2 separate regions of the Homo sapiens genome follow, and region 1 is linked to region 2. Evidence: chromatin contacts called from ENCODE Hi-C or POLR2A ChIA-PET data. All regions are on one chromosome and are shown on one strand. The core of a region is the stretch at or near the end of the contact, and the rest is flanking DNA. Distances in the headings are between cores, read along the strand shown. Region 1 overlaps TGFBR1 (transforming growth factor beta receptor 1). Region 2 has its middle 29 kb from the start of TGFBR1.

Region 1 (4,106 bases), core at 843-3,342, 59 kb after region 2:
TTGTCATTGATTGGCTGTATAACCTTGGTTAGAACATGTTTCCTCTTTGGGCTTCTGTTTCCTCATCAAAAATATGGAACCCATACTGTTGATAAAAACACTTCAAGTGGTTTGTTAAGACTTTTAAATGAGATGTACTATCCTTTGAAAAGTATGAGTCATCTTCAAATAAGGGCTAAATTCATGAATAAAGTGAAAATTTGTAAAGCGTATATAATGAAAATTTCACTAATTTTGGTGAAAGCCCATCTCTATTAAAAATGCAAAAAAATTAGCCGGGCGTAGTGGCATGCGCCTGTAGTCCCAGCTACTCGGGAGGCCGAGACAGGAGAATCACCTGAACCTGGGGGGTGGAGGTTGCAGTTAGCTGAGATCGCACCACTGCACTCCAGCCTGGGAAACAGACTCCATCTAAAAAAAAAAAAAAAAAAAAATTTTCACTAATTTTATAATTGAGTGATATTAAAGGAATGTTAAAGCAGAAGTTGTGACTGGGTAAGAATATAATTCTGAAGCATAAAATCACATCTAATGTTGCAGAAAGCTCATATAATGACAAATGTCTATTTATTTTAAGGAAATGAATATATATTGGTATGTATGCATATCCATTCATTTAAGAATGAAGAAACTGATTTTATTACCTGAATTATTCTTCTATAGAATTTGGCCATATGTATTCAATAAGAGAGCTCTCTCCTTGACTACTAGGACACACACAGGCTCGCACTGGAGCTCACGTCCCAGAAGGCAAGCTTAGGGATTCCTGAAACAGTTGTGCAAGGAAGACAATGAGAGTTTGGACTTAGATGAAGCAGTCTTAGTACTGAAGGTGTGATAGTCTTTAGGCAGGCCTGGTGGACAGAGGTTATTTTAGAGCTTTCCTGGGACTTCCCATTTATTCTCAGTTCAGATCTTCAAAAAGATTTTGCTCATTCTGGAAGTCATCCTGCTCAAAACTGTGATAATCAAGGACCAGAGTCACAGAAAATCAGGATGGCTACAGATATTTGGAATTAATCCCTCAAACCTGTTCTCTTGTTTCTAAACTTATACTCCGGAAAGACACAGCACTCATGCCACTTGCCACAGTGGAATAAGCCCACCTAACTGATTAAAGGAATTGGTGGGTGGGTGGCAGTTGATTACTGGATAAGAATATCTTCATTAACCTTTTAAGATATAAACATGAGAAACAATGGAATAATTCTGTTTCCATTATATATATATATATATATATATATATATATATATATATATATATATATATTTCTAGATCCATGAGGGACCATAGCTCTCTGTTCTCTGAAAGCTTCTCTCCCTCCTTTGATGCCTTACCCTGCAAAAACTTGTCTGCATTGCTTGCTAGCTCTGTGGCTTTGGGCAGTTAACCAATGTCTCATGCTTGAGTTATTTCATCTTTAAAATGAAAGTGATGGATTCTGTGCACATCATTGGATTGTTGTGAGTTCAAGCAAGACAAAATGTTTGCATGAAAGCACTTGGTAAATTGTAGAGTTATGTCCAAATGACAAGTGTTACTCTTATTGAAAACATACTTGGAGGAAAAATCTAACATACAGTATCAGTTGACCACATTGTACAAAACTTAGTTTAAGGCCTCCTTTGCCTGTCATAGTTCATTGTGTACTGAATTCCCTCCAAACCTATCCAGGCAGAAGCCATCTTCTGGTGAATAATAGCAGAAAATGCCATCTGTTTCCCTTCTATTCATTATAAATCCTTAATGCCACCTTAGGCATGAGACTAGTGCCTGTGAATAAGTAAACTGTGTGTTTGTAATACTCTGTTTTTAGTTCTTTCATTAATTGAGGAAAAGGTATAAGCATTTCACATTCTGAATTCATATGTTTATTACTTAGTACCGTGACCATAATTAAGGAAAGGCCCTGTCTCTACCTCTAAAGACTGTGCTTTTAACTTGGGAACTTCAGGGAATACAATGAAGAGCTGGGTTCTGGCAGCTGTACGCCAAGTGTGTGAGTGTGCACATGTGCATATGTGCCAGCTTTTGTAAGTGAGTCTTCTAGGCCAGTGTTTGTTATGGCGTGTGCAGCTTATGAGCTCTTGTAATATATGCATGTTGTTCGGGTCTTATTTCCTGTTCACTGCATGTAAAGCTGTGGAGTCCCTGTTTCCCTTTTGAAGTTTTCTCTCAAACAGTTCTAAAGGTACAGAAGAGTAGAGCAGAGAATATAGAGATCTAAATTAGGCCTATTCAGTTTTGTCTTTAGAAGAAAATTGTTACTTTTTTTTTTTTTTTTTTTGGAGACGGAGTTTCACTCTGTTGCCCAGGCTGGAGTGCAGTGGTGGGATCTCAGCTCTCTGCAGCCTTCACCTCCCGGGTTCAAGCAATTCTCCTGCCTCAGCCTCCTGAGTAGCTGGGATTACAGGTGTGCACCACCATGCCCAGCTAATTTTTGTATATTTATTAGAGACCAGGTTTCACCATGTTGGCCAGGCTGATCTTGAACTCCTGATCTCTAGTGATCCAACCACGTCGGCCTCCTAAAGTGCTGGGATTAGAGGTGTGAGTCACTGTGCCTGGCCAATTGTTAACTTTTTAAAAATGCTCAACTATTCATGTGAAGTAATCCAATATAGATAATACAGTGGATCAAGATTTGCTTTTTAATTTTAATTGACATCTAGAATCCAGTGATAAAGGGGAAGACAAAACCTTTCCTCGTCCTGTTGGCCTTTCTTGACCATACCATTTACACAAGTCCTGAACCTGTCAGGTGTTTTCAGAATTTGTGTTTGTGATTCCTTTTTCTTTTTTATTACTTGTCTTTGCAATTTCCAGATTAGTCTCCTGAAATTAACTCTTAAGTGTACTTTTAAGTCTGTGGTGTGGCCCTCTACAAGGCTTTCATAAAATGTAATAAATTAGTATCTACACTAAACAACATAATTAGAATTGATTATACATAGTGCGAAAGAGCTCTATGATTTAAATAAGGATTTCTGACAGATCTGTTTCTAACTAGCAGCCTCCTTATAAACACAAACAGTTATTTATAGTTATACTGCTAACTACTTTACAGGAGGTGGGGAGGGTAGAGCAAGAGGAAGAAAGGACCCGTTTGAGAAACTTAAGAAGAAGAGCTTCTGATCGCTTTAAAGATTTAACGTTTGGATTTATAAGCATTTCACATCAGGGAACCAAAGAGAGCAGATAATTTCATTTACTGTCATTGGGTTAATTTGATCTAGTAAGCAGCTTTGAGTATAGATTATAAATGACACCAATTTATATGTACATAGATTGTATAAATAAGATATGAGTGAGGAACATGATGTACACTGGCATTTTCTTTGTTAGTGTCAATGTAATTTAAAATGACACTTACCGGATGGTGGATAGGATATTAAGTGATGGTCTCACATATAGTGCCACTTAAATGTTGCAGGTAAGTTAGTAAACCCTTTTAAATGAAGTAAGTATGGCAATACTTAAAAATACATATTTTGGAGAAAGCCAAGTTCCATTAGTGGAAAAACAGTGCTCCATTACCAAGGTAAGTTACTTAGCCTTGTTCTTCAAGATACTAGTGTTGTCTATGTAGCCAGTTGTCAGCAAGTAAATTGCTTTCCTTGAAATAGTTTCTGTGGTGATTTTTACTGACTTATCAAAAAGCCAGAATTTACTTCTGTGTTTCTGCGTTCACATCCTTTTTTCCTCCCATCAGTGAAACTGTTACGAGATTCATCTTTCTAAAATAAGATTTTAAAATTATCTTGCTTCCAGCCATGGCCCTTTTTCTCAGAAATCTTTAAAGGTTCCTCTTTTACCTAAAGCTCTTCATTGGTTATTTTGAGCTTGGTATTCAGTACTCTTCATCTTCTGGTGACAGCTTACTTTCTCTTTTCACTGCTTTGCCACATATATCCTCTCTCTGATTGCCCAAGCTGCTTCCCTAAAAATGTGTCATTCATTTCCCTCTACCTTTGCCTGCACATTCTTCCTGCCTAACCACCGTACTTAAGGGATAGTCAAAATTCAACTTACTTTTACAAAGCCTACCTTGACCCTCTAGCAGGAGTTTCTGGATTCTTTTATTATATTTATTATCTTATTTTCC
Region 2 (4,094 bases), core at 1,006-3,505:
TCCGAGACAATGTTGCTGCTTCACAACTGGTAGGGCACCTTGGGAATATTTAAATGAGGTAAGAGATGGTATTGGATCCATGTTTGAGAAAGATCAAGCAGGTTTTTTGTTTATTTGTGCACTCATTCAGAAATATTTCTTGAATAATAATTTGTACCCAGGATCATGTTTGGACTTGGGAGTACAAAGATAAATGATGCCCCCACTTTTCAAATCTACTAAGTCCATTCTAATGCCACAGACTGTTTCAAATCTCCTGTATATTTCCTGCCACCTGCTCTCCACCTCCTCAGAAACCCTACCAGTGGGGGACAAGCACATGCATGCAGTCCTTGTCTATCCTAACAGCTGGAGAAGTACTTTTCTGGTTACCCCTTGAGCTCCTGGTCCATCAAAACACCACTGAGCCTCCTCAAACCTCTTTGATAGCCACTAACTGATTTTCTCCTTTTGCTTTCCATCTTGTACTCCAATTTATAGGGCCGGTAAATAGAGAGATGCCTTGGTCTGTGTCTGAATTTTGGTCCTGCCACCTACTAACCATGTAATCATAGCCAAGCTACTGAAAAACTCCAAGTTACTGAAAATAGTCCTCCACACTCAGTCCTTCCCTGCAGCTCAGTTTCTTCATCTGTAAAAGGGGGACATTCATGGAAACTACTCTCCTTTCAGTTAATTTACAGGAAGCACTGGGAACAGCATTCTGGCCCCGTGTAAGCGTCCAATCAGTGTTTGCTATCTTTGGCCTGTTCCAGTTGTCTCTCAGTAGGAGCTGGGGGAAGGTCTCTCCTTCAACCATCCTAGCTGGTGTCTTCCAATCTGCCTGGCTTCTCTGCCTGTCTTCAGGCACAGGGCTGGGACTCAATGTATACATAGCAGTACAGCTCTGCCTGCTGTTGGTAAATATCCGTTGTCCCACGACCCCGAATGTCTGGACTATCCTGGCCCTCTGCTCCTGCCCTTCATAATCCAACAAGTAAAATGTTATCATCTGGCTCATTAGCGGCTGCTGACAAGAGGGCTGAATTCCTTCTGATAGACAGGCACACATGCCACAGCGACTGTTTAGTCATCTCATCATCCCCCTGCATGAGCCTGCTGGGGGCCCTGAGTTCCAAGAAGGACCCAGAGCACCCTGTTATCTGATATGTTTGTGGGAGGAAATTGCCTCCCTCTCCTCTCCTTCCAAACTTGTGCCTTTTCCTCTGGTCCTTCTCTTAGTGAGTGGCTCCACCATCCAGCCAGGAGCCTAGGAATCTTTTATTTATTCAACGATATTGACTAAGTGTCTCCTTAGTAATAAAAATAACAACAATAAACCATAAAATAAGTGCTAGGAAGCTCTGCAGAGTTGGGATATTTTTATGATGACTACTTTGATTTTTTTTTTTTTTTTTTTTTGAGACAGGATCTCACTCTTTAACCCAGGGTAGAATACAGTGGTGTGATCATGGCTCATTGCAGCCTTAATTCCTGGGCTCAAGTGATTCTCCCACCTCAGCCTCCTGAGTAGCTAGGACTACAGGTGTGTGCCACCAGGCCTGGCTAATTTTTAGTACATATACATATATATATATATGCATATGTACTAATATATGTATGTTTAGTACATATATATGTTTGTAGAGACAAGGTCTTGCAATGTTGCTCAGGCTGGTCTTGAACTCCTGGCCTCACAAAATTCTCCTGCCTCGGCCTTTCAAAGCGTTGCACGTGGTGGTCTTCCCTTGAGGCAATGTGGTGCTGGCTCTTTTCTTATCTTCCCTAGGACTGTTGCTCACATCTCCTGGCCTCTACAGTTCCATCTCCTCCAGTTCATTCTCCACACCAGGGGAGAGAGCTTTCTAGAAAGCCTGTCATACTTAGTGTTTTGATTTGAGTTTCCCTTTAGAGGAGGATTCATTAATTTCTCTGCAAGGCGATCCCAAGAAACAAGGTAAGAGAGCAGAGAAATGAGACAGGGATGGGAAGGAAGATTTTAAAGGGTGCATCTAGTTCTCACTGTGAGTGACTAGATCACACTGTCCTCTTAAGGGTTCTGGGAGCCCGTGCAGTCTGGCACCTCAGAGTTTCCAACCAAAGGGACAAGGATGTTATGGTCTTCATACACCAACCCCTCTCAGTCTTTGAAAAACAGGAGGGCGAGGCACTGGATGAGATTCCAGTACTTCTGGCCTGCTGCACACGACAGAGTGGGCTCAGCTGCCACAGAATGCTCTCAGGCAGACACGTGGATGCTGGCAGTGGGAACTTGGGGGTTTATGGGCGGGGCACCCCAGAGACTGCAGTATCAGGCCCAATCTAGCAGGAAGTCACACAAGGTTTACTTCAAGATAACACTTTGAGCTTACAATACTTTCCTCAAACCTTACTGAAATGATAAAAACAACAGAGAAAAAACAAAAAACAAACAAAAAAAGACCTGCAACCCCTTGTTAAAAAAGGAAGAACTATCTCAACCTGGCAGAAACTTTGAGGACTTTCTGGAAGATAGAAACCTGCTATGATTGGCTATCCTATAACCACAGCAGCAAAGGCAGGGCCTGTCTTCGAGTCCCTCCTGAGGCTGATAGCCACAGGAAAGTGCCAGTAGAGGCTGAAACAGAAATAAGCTGGGAAAAGGCTGGGGGGAAGCTCATAGAGACTTGTGCAGTTGCTGACAGCACCCAGAAGACCTATCAGTCCTTTCAATGTGGGCTTTCATATTTATGAACATCAGTACAGAACAACAAACACCAATTAATCATTTGAGGAGATCTAGCAGCCTCCAAAAGGGAATCAACAGTTAATCAGAGCCAATGGCTTCTGTTTCGAAAGAATGATTACAGAAAACAGGAGATAACTTTTAAAGATTCAAATTTGTATTTTCATCCAACTCCACTGGAAACAAGGAAAAGAAAGCAAATTGGTATTCTCAGTAAAATTTCAGAGAGTAAAAGAAGCATGAAATGAAATACTGGGAGAATAAGAAACAGTCCTTGAAAATAAAAGAACGACTGTATCACCAGAATAAAATAGAACTACAGCATATATGCTACTGAAACCTGATTTAATGAATTGTTAGATCAAAAGAATTAATATAATTGCTCAAAGGACACAGACAAAAAGATAAATTCATGAAATAAAAGATGAGGGAAGGAGATAGACATAATGTTTCAATATTTATATAACAGGAGTCACAGAATAAAAGAGAATATTAGATGGAAGAGAAGTACCAGTGAACAAAAGAAGTTTGGTGCGGTGGCTGGAGCCTGTAGTCCCAGCTACTTGGGAGGCTGAGGCAGGAGGATCTCTTAAGCCTGGAAGTTCAAGACCAGCGGAGCAACATAATGAGACACTATCCCCATCAAAATATAAATATAAATAAATAAATAAATAAATGAAAGAAAATTTCCTGAGCTAAAGAAGGAGCATAATCTGTAGATTGAAATGATTCACTGAGTCCTGGGCAGAATTGTTGCAAAATATCCACCTGTGTACATTTCTGGTAAAGTTTATGCATTTCAGTAACGATGTAAAATCCTACACACTTCTATATAGAGAGCAATTCAGATTGGCATTGGAGTTCTTATTTGCAATATTGAAAATTAGAAGACAATGGGGTAAAGTATAAATAATCCCGTGGATTAAGAATTATATTAAAATTTCACAGCCAACCAAACTTTCATGTATGGGAACAAAGAGAGACATTTTCAGAAGTGTCAAAACTCAAAATTATAGCATCCAGGTGCCTTTTCTGAAAAACAGACTTTGTGGAAGGATTATAACCAAATGGAAATTAACCAGGAATTAGTATTTCACAAAGCAGAGGATGTGATGATAGAAATCTAATGAGAAACAAAGTCAAGATCACTTACGGTTATATCCAAATCAATTTTCCCAACGTGTAGTATTTTTACCACATATGGATTGAGATGGTTTTTACTGTAACAGTTATATATTTATTTCAATAGTTGTTAGGAAAATATAGGTAGATACTAAATCCATAATTTCATATTTATTTGTATTTAATATAAAGTAAGTATTTAAGTTTTAAAAAGTGGGCTGGTTGAAAGGAAAGTATTAGGTAAGTAATAGTACAAATGATACATTGT

The links. A loop is a pair of places that touch in the nucleus more often than their neighbours do. ChIA-PET counts read pairs that join two places held with the same protein, here RNA polymerase II (POLR2A). Pooled maps may share reads with other maps.
Region 1: a map of esophagus muscularis mucosa shows a loop between it and region 2 (8-fold over the local background). The contact joins two enhancer-like sites. A Hi-C loop is called at or near these places in 6 of 168 maps with a recorded cell type or tissue (CD14-positive monocyte, IMR-90, K562 and 3 more) and 8 of 50 pooled maps. POLR2A ChIA-PET finds 5 or more read pairs at or near these places in 11 of 52 experiments (BJ, CD4-positive, alpha-beta T cell, H1 and 6 more).

Annotation. Positions count from the first base shown.
Region 1 is chr9:99,133,584-99,137,689 of GRCh38, forward strand. The region is part of intron 3 of TGFBR1 (transforming growth factor beta receptor 1); the gene reads left to right. Among named protein-coding and RNA genes, the nearest start is that of TGFBR1, 31 kb to the left of the region's middle. RefSeq lists an enhancer at 3,691-3,820. Within about 2 kb of position 2,093, at least 3 of the 41 ENCODE cell types and tissues checked have a DNase peak (open chromatin) inside an H3K27ac peak, as active enhancers do; they include CD4-positive, alpha-beta T cell, where a contact is called at or near this core.
Region 2 is chr9:99,074,501-99,078,594 of GRCh38, forward strand. No RefSeq gene overlaps it. Among named protein-coding and RNA genes, the nearest start is that of TGFBR1, 29 kb to the right of the region's middle. RefSeq lists a cis regulatory region at 624-1,342. Within about 2 kb of position 2,256, at least 9 of the 41 ENCODE cell types and tissues checked have a DNase peak (open chromatin) inside an H3K27ac peak, as active enhancers do; they include CD4-positive, alpha-beta T cell, where a contact is called at or near this core.